2 separate regions of the Mus musculus genome follow, and region 2 is linked to region 1. Evidence: chromatin loops called from intact Hi-C (ENCODE). Cell type or tissue: gastrocnemius. All regions are shown on one strand. Links, peaks and the distances in the headings refer to the core of each region. The heading gives the core; the rest is flanking DNA. Region 1 has its middle 11 kb from the start of Gm41125. Region 2 overlaps Galnt15 (polypeptide N-acetylgalactosaminyltransferase 15).

Evidence for each region. A loop is a pair of places that touch in the nucleus more often than their neighbours do. Peaks named below come from ENCODE experiments on the same cell type or tissue, not always from the same donor. Only the 100,000 strongest peaks of a DNase experiment are listed, where the experiment ranks them.
Region 2: a loop joins it to region 1, with 11 times the contacts of the local background. A loop is called at or near these places in 29 of 42 quality-filtered maps.

What each region holds. Positions count from the first base shown.
Region 1 is chr14:31,953,413-31,956,337 of GRCm38, forward strand. No RefSeq gene overlaps it. Among named protein-coding and RNA genes, the nearest start is that of Gm41125, 11 kb to the left of the region's middle. In gastrocnemius, for the core only: a CTCF peak has its summit at 1,706 (motif pointing right); DNase peaks (open chromatin) are centred at 1,693 and 2,230; H3K27ac peaks cover 950 bases.
Region 2 is chr14:32,031,111-32,034,035 of GRCm38, forward strand. The region is part of intron 1 of Galnt15 (polypeptide N-acetylgalactosaminyltransferase 15); the gene reads left to right. Among named protein-coding and RNA genes, the nearest start is that of Galnt15, 3.5 kb to the left of the region's middle. In gastrocnemius, for the core only: a CTCF peak has its summit at 1,595 (motif pointing left); a DNase peak (open chromatin) is centred at 1,599; H3K4me3 peaks cover 2,500 bases; H3K27ac peaks cover 2,393 bases.

The DNA of each region.
Region 1 (2,925 bases), core at 306-2,805:
AGGCTGAGGCTGAGGCTGAGGCTGAGGCTGAGGCTGAGGCTGAGGCTGATGTAAAACCCAGAGCCTGTGGTTTCCAAAGCTGGAGATTCTGACTTTATGTCACCGTTAGCTTCATCTGTTACCTTGACACAAACATAATAGTCACTTGGCAAGAGGGAAACTCAACTGACAGATCGCCTCCATTAGATTGGCCCATGATGCATTCTCTTAATTACTAATTGATGTAAGAGGGCCCAGCCCATGGTGACATCCCTAGGTGGGCCTGGGCTACCATGAACTAGAGGCAAGTCAGTAAACAATGTTTATTCCTCCATGGTTTCTGCTTCAAGGTCCTTAGTGGGCTGTAACCTATAAGTGGAATAAGCCCCCCCCCCCAAGTTGGTTTTGCTCAGTGTTTTATCACAACATAGAAACCAAAGTAGGGCACCTTGTGAGAATCTTCTAAAATAAACTGACTTGTCTCCAGTATGAAAAGATAAAGCCTTCTAATTATTTTACAGAAACAGCTAGTTGGCAGCAGGAGTCATGGCAGCTGTTAGCTGACTCCCAAGTAAGGCAGTCGCGTGTGGGTGAATAGCACAGGCCAGGAACTTGTAGTCCTCCTCCAAGTGCTGAGATGCTAAGTGTTGCCGGGAAGAGTCTGGTGTAAGTGTGTCCTCCAGAGGTGCAGCTGCTGGGAGCTTAGCACTCAGCGTGCTGATATCTCTTGGAGGCAGAACCTTCAAGAAGTGGTGCCTAGGCCATCAAGATGGTTCAGCTGGCAAAGGTGCCTGATGTCCAGCCTGTGTGGCGTGGAAAGAGAACTACTCACAGAAACTGTCTTCTGAGCTACACACACACATTACACACATGTACACACACACACTCATACATGCACACACACACACAAACACACACACATATACACACATTACACACATGTCCACACACACACATACACCACACACACTCATACATGCACACACACTCACACACATTTATACACACAAACACACACATATATACACATTACACACACACATACACACATACATACCACAGACACAAAATAAAATATATAAAAATAAAATATATAAATAAACATAAAGGATGGATAGTTAAATATTTTTATTGATAACATCCTTTAAAATTTGGTAATATTAGCTTAGGGACAATCTTAAATGCATCTGTGACACAAAATCCTTTTCTTATCAGATCCAACCACATTTGGACATTTGGATTTTAGCCTCCCCTACCCCTTCCCCTCAAGTCTTATGTTCAGAATTCCGGTGCAGTCACCATGCGTTTTGACAGGTCCCTGAATTCCTAACCTCTGCGTGCGCACGTGCACACACACACACACACACACACACACACACACACACACATAGCCTGGCTTGCCCTTCAGAGCTCAATTTGGGCCCTTTCTCCTGATGAGAGAGAGCAAGACACCTGGGCTGTGTGCATTTTCTACATATGCCTGTTAGATGTTGTTCCCGGGATTTTGTAGTCACCTACCATTTAATTATCTATGACCCTTGAGGGTCCTGCTTTATCTTCTGGCTTTATTTTTAAAATAACTTTTTTTTTTGACATGGGTCTCACTATGTAGCTCAGGCTGTCCAGCCATCACCGGCTGCCATTCTCAGTTTCACATCCAGAGAGCCGCATTTGACTTTGCCCTGCGACTCTGTGATGTGTTATTTGTGCAGTGGCCACCAGAGGGCAACAGAAGAACAGAGTCTAGTCAATTCTATCCCTCTAGAACTGTAGGCTGTGGATTGCAAGATTATTTTAGGTCTGAAAGGGAAGTCTACTGGTCACATGAGCCTCAGTTTCAGACAATGATTTTAAGCAAACCCTTCCAAGAAAGCACGATGGTATTCAACATTTTAATAAATTGAAACATTTGAATATTTTGAATTTAGAATTCAAGTTGAAAAGTTTGGGTTCTGCCTCCAGCTCTCTCTATTACCCAGCGTGTCTGATCTCAGATAAGACTTCGAATCTGAAAAGTGTTAGTTTCCAAATCTGACAAATGGGTGGCATGATGTCCTTTGTCTCCTGGGAGTGCTTTGAGAACTGTAGGCAGTGGAGCACACAAACAGCCAGAAAATGAAAAATGCCCAGGGAACTGCAAAAGCTAGATCCGAATCAGAGAGCTAAATAACAACAGCCCCACCCCCGTGTCCTAGCTTGAGAGCAAGCTGAAAGCTGGTGTAGCCCTCTTGGTCGGTGGGCATGAACGTATGGCAGTGCCAGGGAGGTGGTGACAGGGGATCCATGGGCCTTGATAGCCAAACAGCCTAGTCTACTTTGTGAGCAGAAGGCCAGTGGGAGACCCTGTCTCAAAACACAAGGTGGAGAGTTCAAGGCCAGCCTGGTGTATGCCGCAAGTTCTAGGGCAGCCAAAGGTTCATAGTGAGATTCTGTCTCAAAAGAGAGAGAGAGAGTATGTGTATGCTCACACAGAGAGAGAGAGAGAGAGGGAGAGAGAGAGAGAGAGAATAACTGAGGAACGACACTTGAGGTTGACCTCTGGTCTTCATACATGCTCACACATGAGTAAATGCACTTGTATGCACAGAAACATACACATGCACATGGACACACACAATAAAAAGTCCTTCAAATTACCCAGAAGCACAGAAATGCACTGTATTTTGAGAGCCTTTTGTACGATGTGAGACCCACTGAGGACACGGTCACATCCCAGGCCAGGAGAGGCATCCGTTCACTGACTCTATCACCAATGCTGTCGGGTGGATGTGGATTTAGTGTTGTCTGCGGCCTGTGAGGGCTTGAGGGGGGTGGGTTTTTGTTGTTCTTGCTAAGTCTGCTCAGTTTGCACAGGTTCTGTATGTGTATAATACAAGCAGGTCCAGAATATGTTTTTCAATATTTGTTTATTAAAACAATACGTGGATATGACTGGACACCGGAGAG
Region 2 (2,925 bases), core at 158-2,657, 78 kb after region 1:
GGACTCTTTGGACCCCTAACCCCTCTCAGCCTGGTCGCTGAGCCACTCACGTGCACAGGTGTGCAGATCACTGGGAGCACGAGCCAGTTTAGGTTGTGTGTCCTGCAATACTCACCTGCCCTGAGTCCCAGTTCTGCTATGCTAACTTCACACTTTGGCTATAAAAGTTCTTCCCAGGACACTCCTGCCCTGCTCTGGTTTCGGGCTGTCTTTGAACTCACAACACCTTGTAGAACAGACATGGCTCTGAGTGTGTGCATTTCTGCAGTGCCTGCTTCCCCTGCTGTGTTGAGTCTGCAGAAGGTCAGGAGCGATTGCACACTGCATGACCCAGCATCCCGCACACCCCATACAGCTGCTGGATGAAGGAACAGCTTAGCAGTTCATTCCGTGCGTGTTCTCACTGGCTGAGAGCTAGAGTGAACATCTCCATTCCATAAACAAGAAACACTGGCTCTGGCTTTGGGGATGTGTGTGTGTGTGTGTGTGTGTGTGTGTGTGTGACTGTGTTTCCAAAGCACCCTACACATGCACACATGTGCTTGTGCACCTATGACCTGTGCGTGCACTGTGTGTTGAGTGTATATTATGCTATGTACTTTAAATGGGGTGTGTGGTGGGTAGTACATGTGCATAGTAGTTTAGGGTTTGGTATCTGCAGGTTGTGTGGTATGATAAGCATAGGTGTGAGCTATATTGATATGATGGTGTGTGTGTTTTCAAGCTGTGGATGTAGACTGTACATACATACATAGTATATCTATTGTGCATTGGGGCATGTATTATGTGGAACTGTGTGTGTGTTAAGTTGTGTGTTTGTCTTGTTTTTATGTAGTGTGTATGTGTATTGTGCTGGGACAGTGTTTCATATGTATTATGGGCCTTTGTGTATATTATATGTGTTATACATATTGTATGTGCTGCATATGTGCTGCAAGTGCTCTGTGTGTAAGACACATGTGCGTGTATTATGCATTTATTATGTAGTACATGGATATGCTGTGTGTACAGTATGAACTGGGTGCATTTTGTGGCATGATTACTGGGCACAGGTGTAGATGTTACTATGTTTAGCATGCAGGAGTATAATGTGTATACATATGGTACATGTGTGTATGATGTGACATGTACTGTGCCTATGCCTATATGTATATGTTATGATACAATATTTTTTATGTTCTATGGGGCATGCATATGTGTGTTCTATAGCTTGCATGCGTGTAACATGTGTGTTGTAAATGTTTCTTGCAATGGTCATGTGCTTGTGTGCAAGTGTGTTTCATGTGTATATACTTGTGGTGCAATGTTCATGTGTGCACAGGAGTTGGTGGTACAAGTGGATACACATATACCAGGTGTGTTTGATATAAACATGCTTGGATATATACGTATACGTTGGGCAGACCGTTTCTTTGGCTGTTTCTTCCCTCCATGGTAACCAGTGCATCGCAGTTGTCTGGGACCTACCCCATTTCCACACTGAAAGGTCTCTGGCGTCAAGAAACCTCTTTGCTTCCAGTGAAGCACACACTTGGGCACTCCAATCTGGGAGTCTCAGTTACCAACTCTATGTAGAGGTAGACAGAGCCCTCTGCTGGTCACTGGCAGTGAGTGCAGTCGATACAACCAGCGCTCATACCTGCAATCTGATTCCAGGCACAACCTCTACCCTATCCAAGGTAGCAGTGTCCCCCACCCCCATCCCATTCTACTGGGTAGAAAAGCAAGAGACACCACATAGTAAGCACTGTATGTGGTGTGGAGCCCTGAGCTTTCCTGCCAGGGCTGGGAGACCTCTGCCTCTGGTGTCCCTTGTCCCACACGCCTCCAGTCTCCTCCCTGACTCCTAACCCAGGCATGTCCTCCTGACCTTCACCCAGACCCCACACCACCCTGGTTTTTGTCAGTCTCCTGGCTAGGTTTGAGGTCTCCTCAAGAATTGCAGCTGGAGATCAGTTTGCATGGAGGACATTCAATGGAGTTACTGATAATGAAAGACTGAAATATAAAAAAATACTAGAGTAAAAGAAGCCAAAAGACAGGCTCATGGTGGTACATGCCTGTGACACCAGCACTCGGTGAAGGAGGGTGCGGCAGGAGAATTGTGGGTTTAAAGACAGCCTGAGCTACACCACTAGACCCCCATCTCAGAACAAATGTCTCCAGACAGAGGCAAACTCTAGTAAACATATAATATGTGCTAGAGACTCCCCCAATAAGTGGCTTTTACCTCCTGAATCTGCTTCACAGATCTGTTCAGTGGGGTCCATTTTATGAATGAGGAAAATCAAGGTGTAGAAAGGGGAATGGGTTGGTGCCATGTGACCCAACAGCCTGTTCGATGCCAAAGTTAAGCTCTTAAACCATTATGGTAGACTCCGAGTCTGCCAATTTCTGGACCAGGCCTGGGAAAGACACCTGAATTGCAAACATTTAAAGCTTGCCGGTCTTAAAGCTGGTCACCTCCCAGCCTCTGAGAGTGCATTGGTGGATGCCTACCACAGAATCCTTAGTAGTACCAAGGAGCTGAAACTGCCCAGAGTCTCGTCCCAGAACACCAGAGGGCTAAATGCAACCTACAAAGTGCCCATCTGGCTTACACTTAATATTTGTGGTGCATCCAAGCACCCAGAAGGCTTGTTTGAAGTACAGGCTCCTGGGCACTACAGATGCTCTGAAGATGCTCTGGGAACCCTGTTCAAAGTCAACTTTCTAGGTCAGGTTAGCCAGAGCAGGGATCCTCAACCTTCAACATGCCTGTGAACATGCAGTAGTGGGTTGGTGGGCAGAGCTGGATTTCGGAGGTCTGGGCTGCAGCCTGAGAGGCTAAGTCTGCTGTCCTGGCTCTGCTTTCAGCAGCCAGGGCCTACACCAGCGGATCTCAAGTATGTGTAGGCCCAGTTCGCCTGTGTGTGAGTTCAAACA